Regions from separate parts of the Homo sapiens genome. Here region 2 is linked to region 1. A link is an interaction called in ENCODE POLR2A ChIA-PET data of the cell type or tissue named here. Cell type or tissue: PC-9. All regions are shown on one strand. Each heading gives the region's core, and the rest is flanking DNA. Links, peaks and the distances in the headings are about the cores only. Region 1 overlaps OSMR-DT (OSMR divergent transcript). Region 2 overlaps LIFR-AS1 (LIFR antisense RNA 1).

Region 1 (4,398 bases), core at 83-4,082:
ATCTAATTTCTAAAACTGTTGTCAGGTGCTAGGAGCCAGCATTCTCAGACAATGGCTGCACAGCCTACATCTAAACTCAGGCTATTTGGCACCAAAGGTCTGCCTAGCTTACATAAAGCCCATTTGTTAATCTCAGCTCATACATACAACACTTTAATTTAGTCTCTCTCTGTTAATCATCATTTTATTAATTTTAATTTTTAAATAATATATTTATATAAGTAAAAATTCAAAAGACAGAAAAAGGGAGACTTAAGCCTCTCCTCTCTGACCCTTAGGCACCCAGGGACTTTCCTAGAGGAAACTAATTTTTTTTTTTTTTTTCCTGAGACGGAGTTTCACTCTTGTTGCCCAGGCCAGAGTGTGATGGCGCAATCTTGGCTCACTGCAATCTCCGCCTCTCGGGTTCAAGTGATCCTCCTGCCTCAGCCTCCCAAGTAGTTGGGATTACAGGCATGTGCCACCACACCCAGCTAATTTTTGTATTTTTAGTAGAAATGGAGTTTCACCATGTTGGCCAGACTGGTCTCGAACTCCTGACCTTGTGATTCTCCCGCCTCGGCTTCCCAAAGTGCTGGGATTACAGGTGTGAGCCACCGTGCCTGGCCTGTTTTTTGTTTTTTAAAATATATCTTAAGACATATTTTATCCTTTTCTATCCTCTTTTTCTTTTAAAAAATGCATCCTTTATGAACTGTCAAACTTTTATCCTTTGTCTATTTCAGTGCAAAAATTATCATATGACATTCAATATCTTTCTTTATATCTGGCTCCAAACCTTCTTTATGAAGAATGTTTTACTTCCTTCCAATAGACATCTCTCTTTCCATTTAGCAGGCCTGGGAATTGCCTTTTCAATAAAGTCTGTTTTTTTTTGTTCAGATCTTTCTACCAGCCTGGAATTTCTGCCTCACTGCCTAACAGTCAGTCAGACATCTCTGGGTCTTCTTTGGTTCCAGCAAGCAATTTAGTTTCTTCCTCTCTTTAAACTGGGAAGTACTACCTTCCTTTCAGCTCTGACAAGGCTATACTGTAGAAAATGGGTCTCTCCTCCCTCCAGTTTCCCTGCAACTCAGAAACCCATTCAGAGCTTAATCAAGCCAGCACTGTCCCTGGAGACATGCAGAGCTGGATAGTGCTAATGAAATAGTTGGTAAAAGGATGCCTTCACCAACAAAGTATGCTTGCAAACAATCTTGCTGTTCCCATAAGAAAAATCAGCCCTCCTTGTCAGGAGGAAGATCCCCTTTCAGACACACCCTCTTGCTCATTTCCTATAATTCTGTTGTTATCTCTATTATCTGTCCTAGGCTCGTACTTTTTCTTTCTCGTAGCTCTTAAACCCCTCCTCCTTAACAGTCAAAAGTCATCACTCCTCTGAACTCCTGAAAGACTATTGCCTGTGCTTCTCAATCGGTGCTTATCACAAATAGCGTTTATTGTCATAGTCCACAACTGGACAGTAAACTTCTTGAGGACAGGGACCAAGGCACAAGTTGTTTTATGGATTATCCAAAGAACCTAGTGCAATACCTTGTATATAAGCATTTTATAAATATTTATTGATTATAAATTGAATATAACATTCAAAAAATAACAAGTGATGCTTCTTTTCTAGCAAGGCATTCTTTGATTTCAAAAATCATTATTTTTAAGAAGTAAAAATACCAATGATAAAAAGCCAATCTGCACAGACAGCTCTGAAAAGCACAAGCTTCTCTTACTCCTCATCCTTCATCTTTATAAAGACCTTCTCCACAAGAATAACTTGTTACCAATTTCTTGTAATCCTATCCAGAACATTCTTATGTATCTACTCCATAAATATTAAGAAATTAAATAGATGAAATGGATATACTATATATACATTTCTGACTTCTGCTTTTTCACTGAGTTGTGCATGATGGACATATTTCCATAGGTGCACACATATATAATCTTCCTTCTTTTGAAAGAATGAATCATAGTTTTCAGTCTTCTATTAGCAGATTTTTAGATTGTAGTTCTTTGTTACTACAATATTCTTCTAATGAGCATTCGTGTGTTTGTGTGTGTGTATATAATTTTGCAAGTATGGATGTTTGTAAGCCTAAATATCCAGTCAAGCAGAATATTCTTTAACTTTTTTATTCTTTTTAAAAACAGGGAAGATTTTCAGAAGAAATTGCCTATTGTCGTCTTCTTTTTTTTTGAGATGGAGTCTCGCTCTGTTGCCCAGGCTGGAGTGCAGCGGCACCATCTCGGCTCACTGCAACCTCCAGCTCCTGGGTTCCAGCGATTCTCCTGCCTCAACCCCTGGAGTAGCTGGGACTACAGGCATGCATGAGTACGCCTGCTAATTATTGTATTTTTAGTAGAGACAGGGTTTCACCATATTGGCCAGGCTGGTCTTGAACTCCTGACCTCAGGTGATCTGCTCGCCTCGGCCTCCCAAAGTGCTGGGATTACAGGGGTGAGCCACCATGCCCAGCCTGTCTTCTTTTTCAAAACAAACATTTACAATTTTATGTTTAGGCATCATGTTCCATGATCTTATGATAGGAAGATAAGTTCTTATAATTATTTGTGGTTTGAGAGCTAAGAAAATTTATATAATAACATTTCTTTCTTTCTTGGGTGTGCTATCATTTTCTCTCTTAGCTTGGTTGCTTCGTATTAAATTTGAATAAACATGTTTCCCTAGCCTGTTCTCCATATATTTCCCGTGGGAGTATGAAAACTATCTGACCATTATTCCAAAGTGACTAAGCATCATAGGCCACAGTATAATTGGACAAAAGGAGCTACATTTAAGTAGCTGATAAGATTGAGTATAAAAGTGAGTGCTTTTAGGAAGTTTTTGTTTTAGTGTACATGGAGGTAAGTTAAGCACAAATAAGGTAACAAACATAAAGGTATAGCTTACTGTAACTCACTCAAATGAATTTTGTGTTTAGCATTTGAACAAAGTTCAGAGGAAATCCAAGAATGCATTTAACTATTCTCTTTTTTTGATTAAAATTCTTTCCTTTGTATTATAGTGGTATTAATATTTATTTAAGCCTTCATTCTAAAGTGATGTTCAGCCATAATAGATTAACCGTACCTGATTTCAGAAGGTTTTTACTCAATTTCCAGATTTAGGTCTATGCAAATGTATTTCAATCTTCTGAAAAACTGGGTTGCATCCAAAAGAATGTTCTACTGGAGAGAAATCTAATTTAGCAAAGGAAACAGTTCATACTAGCTCCTCCCAATAACCTAGCCACTTAGCAGATATAACTACAATTGCAGGGAGTGCTACTTTCAGCCATTGCTGAGTAGCTCTGTTTAATTGACTGCCCCTCCCCAACATATAACAATATAAAACACTAGAAAAATATTGTTAAAAATTAAAAACAATTATCGGCAGTGGAGAGTGACCAACACCAGGCAGATTGTGGAGGAAAGTCAACACTTGGCAGAGGAAAGGCATGGAGCAACTTTCCCAAATTTTATGACCCTCAGCCCAAGACTAGTGCATGTCTGTGCAATGTGAGGTAGCTAAAACTCTGTTAGAAAATATGCAATATTTCTAGTTTGAAGAACCAGGGGTCAGGGTTCACAGCAACAACATTATTTGGAAAGTGAGGCGGGAAAACATAAAGGAGGGAGCAAGAGAGGAAGAAGCCCAAATTCTGTATTTAAAATAAATACCAATTATTGGATAATCTCTGAACCATGCTTGTGCAAGGCAAACTCAAAGCAGCCTGGTCAACATTAAAAAGTGAATTCAGATTTGAGCTTCTACTTACTGTAAGCAATATCAGGTTTGCAGTTTGAGTTTAACCACACTGCTTGCCATTTTAAAAGATAATCAGTGTCATTGGAGGAATAGAACAGAATCTTCATCACATAATATTTATAACGCACAGGTTGCACTCCAAAATTATTTGACAATCCAAAAATAGGTAAATAAAAAAAACAGGAAAATGTAATCCATTCTTATAAAAGAAAAAAATCAGTGGAGATTGACTAAAAGATGATGTAAATATTGGAATAATGAAGCAATGTTTTAAAAGCAGCAACTATAATAACTATGCTCAATGAAGCAAAGGAAAATATGTTCATAATAATAAAAAGAATAGGGACAACCAGTATAGAAATAGACAATATATTTTAAAAGAACAGATTGAAATTCTAGAACTGAAATATACCATATATATGACACAAAATTTACTAGATGGATATAATAGCCCAACGAATATAACACAAAAGGAATTTGTAAGCTTAAAGATAGTTCAATAGAAATTATTGAATCTGAAGAGCACAGAAAAAAAGTTGAAAAACAACAGAGGCTCATGGGCATTTAGGACTATATTAAGGGGTCTGACATACTTGTAGTCGGAATTTCAAAAAGATAAGAAAGATAATGGTGCA
Region 2 (4,398 bases), core at 152-4,151, 180 kb before region 1:
GTGTGGGGAATTGACCAGGAGAGAAAAAAAGGCAACTAATTGACTGTTTTTCCCAGGGTCAGTCCAGACAATTTTACGAGTGTACATTCTTTTTCGGTTTCAATTTAGTGCCTCAAAAATGAGTTATTGTCCAGGTACTTTACTTTGTATCTCTAGAAAAGTGCTACACTTAAACCAAAACAAGTGGTTTATATTATAACCCTTTTTACTAATCTATTTTAAAATCTAAAGACATTCTTTTATTTTTACATGTATCATCATCACCTATGCCTCATCTACATATTAAGAATAGCTTATTTCTTAATACTTAATGCTTTCTATTTATTGCTAGGATTTTGGTGGAAGAGATTTTCCAACTCTTCATCCTCAAATAATACACATATAATAACAGTGGGTAACAGTGGAAAAATAAATGAGCACTAGGACTATTGATCGGGTTTTTTTTTTTTTTTTTTGAGACGGAGTCTTGTTCTGTTGCCCAGGCTGGAGTTGCAAGCTCTGCCTCCCGGGTTCACGCCATTCTCTTGCCTCAGCCTCCCAGGTGCCCGCCACCACGCCCGGCTAATTTTTTTGTATTTTTAGTAGAGACGGGGTTTCACCGTGTTAACCAGGATGGTCTCAATCTCCTGACCTCATGATCCACCTGCCTCGGCCTCCCAAAGTGCTGGGATTACAGGCATAAGCCATCGCGCCCGGCCCAATTGATCTGGTTTCTTAAAGAAATACTTGACAGGGAAGGAAAAGAATAGAAACAGACAGAAGAGGCCAGGAACAGTGGCTCACTCCTGTAATCCCAGCACTTTGGGAAGCCGAGGCAGGCAGATCATCTGAGGTCAGGAGTTCGAGACTAGCCTGGCCAACATAGTAAAACCCTGTCTCTACTAAAAATAAAAATTTAGCGGGCATGGTGGCATGCGCCTGTAGTCCCAGCTACTAGGGAGGCTGAGGCAGGAGAATCGCTTGAACCCGAGAAGCAGAGGTTGCCATGAGCCCAGATCGTGCCACTGCACTCCAATCTGGGCAACCCAGTGTGGGCGACAGAGGGGGGGAAAAAAAACAGACAGAAGATATATTACACGCAAATGTAATGAAAGGAGCCTGATGGGATTCTTGTTCAATCAAATCAATGGCAAGCTGACTTTTTTTTTAGGGGCATTTAGATACAAGTGTGTGGGAGATAATATTAACGATTTTTGTGAGTGGGAAATGGCATATGATTACACATGAAAATATCTACAATGCTTAGGTATGTCTACCAAGAAGTATGAGGCCAGATATGACTGAGGTCTGGGCTAAAACAGGAGCTAAAAATAAATTATTTAGGCAGTTAGGGTAAGAGAGTCTTCAGTAAGGTTTCCCTTTTAACAAAAAGCAGCCCCCAAATCATTTCTTTTCTAACAAAGAGCAGCCTGTAAAATCGAGCTGCAGGCATAGGTAAGCAAGCTAGAAGCTTGCACGGGTGAATGCCGGCAGCTGTGCCAATAGGAAAAGACTACCTGGGGGCCAGACATGTTCAACATGGAGGTTCCTTCTTCCGTTTTCCTTGTCAACCACGACTACAGTAAAGGAACAGGCAACATGGCGCAGGCAGCGTAGAGAACCTGTCTGCATAATAAAAGATCAGGGTGGGGTGGCCAGCTTCCTCATGTGCTATGTAAATGATACACCTGGTCCAACCAATGTTTGGGCCCTATGTAAATCAGACACCGCCTCCTCAAGCTCGTCTATAAAATCCCGGGCATTTCACTATGAAACCGGAACACCCGCCCAGGAGTCCCTCTCTCTCTCTCTCCTCCTGCCAGAGAGAGAGTTCTTTTCTCTTTCCTCTTGCCTATTAAGCCTCTGCCCTTAAACTCACTTCTTGTGTTTTGGAGCCCTCGATTTCTTTGGCGTGAGATGACGAACCTCGGTCATTTACCCCAGACAAGATGCCACTTCATTTCTACTTTTGTATATATTTGAATTTTTGCATAATTAAAAAAATTTAAAGGCTTTGTTAAACTACTAGTCACATTTTAAAAGGGGGATAGACAATCTTTATTTGTCAGATATTTTTAAATAAAGAAAAGGAAAAGGGGAGAGGATAAGTATGCGAGGTGTTAGATGTGTTAATTAGCTTGATTTAATACTTTGCAATGTATACATATATTAAAACATCACATCGTACACCATATATACAGTTTGTCAATTATATCTTAATAAAGCTGGAGGAAAATATGAAAAATTAAATTTAAAAAAGAGGAGAGGAGGAAATCAGTGATCACAGCAAAAAGGAAAGAATTGACCTGCAAATTAGAAGCCAGGTCGGGGAGGGGTGGAGCAGGGGGTGGGGGTGGGGTATGTGTATGGTACTGCCTCAGATCTATTTCCAGAATTGACCTAACCTGACTGAGTGACCTTGGAGAAAGTCCCTTACTCATTTTAAAGTGGGGGAAAATGCCTGGCTTCCCAGGTGTGTATGAGAGTTAATTGCCTTTTCTGCAGTCCCAGTGGATGGATGGGTGGAGTTATTCAAGGGCCTCCTATCCTCCTAAGTGTCTTTAGGAGACCTGATGGTTTTATTCCCTCTGAGCTGCCACTGGATCAGATGACAGGCGGGTGGGCAGCCTCCACATTCTGCTCCTGTCCCCAGTGAGGTTTACTTTCCAGGAGCCATTTAATCTCAGAAACACTGCCATCTTTCCAGCTTTTGAGGCTGGAAATCCATCTCTCTGTGTTGAAGCTCTTTATTCCTTGTGGTCCCACTCCCTGGAGCACTGCAGACAAGAACCTAGGTGACAAGAAAAAAATGGAATGACCCCAATTTAACAAGCTCCCCTCTACATTTACAGGGCAAACCGTGACTTTTCTCAAGGCCCACAAATTATAGGGAGGCAAAGGGTGGAAAAATCCAGGAAAAAAAAAAAAAAACAACCATACCACCCATACAAACATACCAGATGGAAGGAAAAGATGCCTATAATTCTCGTGGCTTTCAAAGGTATTTATTTAGTTCAGATATTTATGAAACAAACCCTAGAAATTCCAGGTATCTCTCCTAAACAAAAGAACCACGAATGTTTGCTTCTGGTCAGCATGAAAAATTGGTGAAAAACTAGATGTTAGACATAGGTTCATAAGGTAGATCTTTACAGCTCAGATACAGAGCACTGCAGGCACGTTTTCTTACCTAGTTGTCCAAGTCAGCATCAAACTCAGAGTCACCAATGACTCTGACAATGTTCAGGAGATGCTTTTCCTACTGATGTCAAGGGCAAGCTTCCTCCACAACAGCCATACACAAAAAAAGAAGTAAAGATAATTATTCAAATCATGGCACTGCTAAGATTTTCTAACTGATCTGAGCCCCCCAAAGAAATCCTGATTCGGACTATCTGGATTTTACAATGTTATCAGTCGTCAACAGACTTTGCCTTCCTTGAAAGTGCTTCCAATTGTTTCAGTGGCTAAAGGGACCTAAATCAACACTGGCTATAGCAAAGAAAACAAACCACTTATAAACTTTCCCATACCTGCCAAAACTGGAAAGCTATAAATAGGGGGTAGCAAACACTGTTCAAAAATATTTCTCAGGGAGCAAACAGGCGGAAAGGAGTGAATAATTTTCAAAGAAGTAAAGGATTTTTTTTTTTAAAGTTCATTTTGCAACTTGGAATTTCTGCGGCCACAAGGAAGTGAGGAAAACATAACTCAACCGTGATAATATGATTCCTAATGTTATAAGAAGCTAAAATGTTGTGTATGATTTAAGCAATTCCATTGCACACTATATTGATATAGTGTTTCATTATTCTTTGTTATTCCTCTTATTGCTTCTGGGAGAGGCAGGGCTTTTTCAGGATCATTAGCCCTTTCGTACCTTCCTGAAGATAGGCTCATTTTTCCCAAGAGAAAGTTCAGTTTGTCAAGGTTATTTAACATCTGAGCCAGAGCTGAGATTCAAATCCAAAGTTCCATTTCTGTATTCATTTGCACAATAATTTCTTTAATCATGGACTTTGTTATTAAAGCATTTAACTCTACTGTTAAGTGCTCACTGTTGTTCTAAGGAACAGAAAGAAATCTTTGGAGCTGAACAATCTTAAGTTTGAATCTTGTTTCTGCCCTTGCTCATGGTGTGACCTAGAACAAGGGCTTACACTCTCCCTGCCTTGGTTATTCTGGAAGTGGCGCATGCAGCTCCCTTCTTAGAACCTTATGATTAGTTGGTCTGGCAACTGATTCAATGATTAAAAATAAATCAAGTTAGAAAAAAATTCTGAGGGGATAAAATTGTGTCTTTAGTTTACAGAATCCTACCACAGCACGTAATTTCCTCTTTTATAAGTTGAAAATTAAATGAAAGTGTATGTGAAGTGCTTAACATAATGTTTGGCAATAGCAAGTAAGTATTTAATA

What was found. Peaks named below come from ENCODE experiments on the same cell type or tissue, not always from the same donor. Only the 100,000 strongest peaks of a DNase experiment are listed, where the experiment ranks them.
Region 2: POLR2A ChIA-PET joins it to region 1 with 7 read pairs; 2 of 35 experiments call an interaction of 5 or more read pairs at or near these places.

The regions. Positions count from the first base shown.
Region 1 is chr5:38,834,880-38,839,277 of GRCh38, forward strand. The region is part of intron 1 of OSMR-DT (OSMR divergent transcript); the gene reads right to left. Among named protein-coding and RNA genes, the nearest start is that of OSMR-DT, 8.8 kb to the right of the region's middle. In PC-9, for the core only: no CTCF peak of the experiment used is centred there; no DNase peak of the experiment used is centred there.
Region 2 is chr5:38,658,808-38,663,205 of GRCh38, forward strand. The region is part of intron 8 of LIFR-AS1 (LIFR antisense RNA 1); the gene reads left to right. Among named protein-coding and RNA genes, the nearest start is that of LINC01265, 59 kb to the right of the region's middle. RefSeq lists an enhancer at 1,500-1,794. In PC-9, for the core only: no CTCF peak of the experiment used is centred there; a DNase peak (open chromatin) is centred at 1,654; H3K4me3 peaks cover 1,227 bases; H3K27ac peaks cover 348 bases.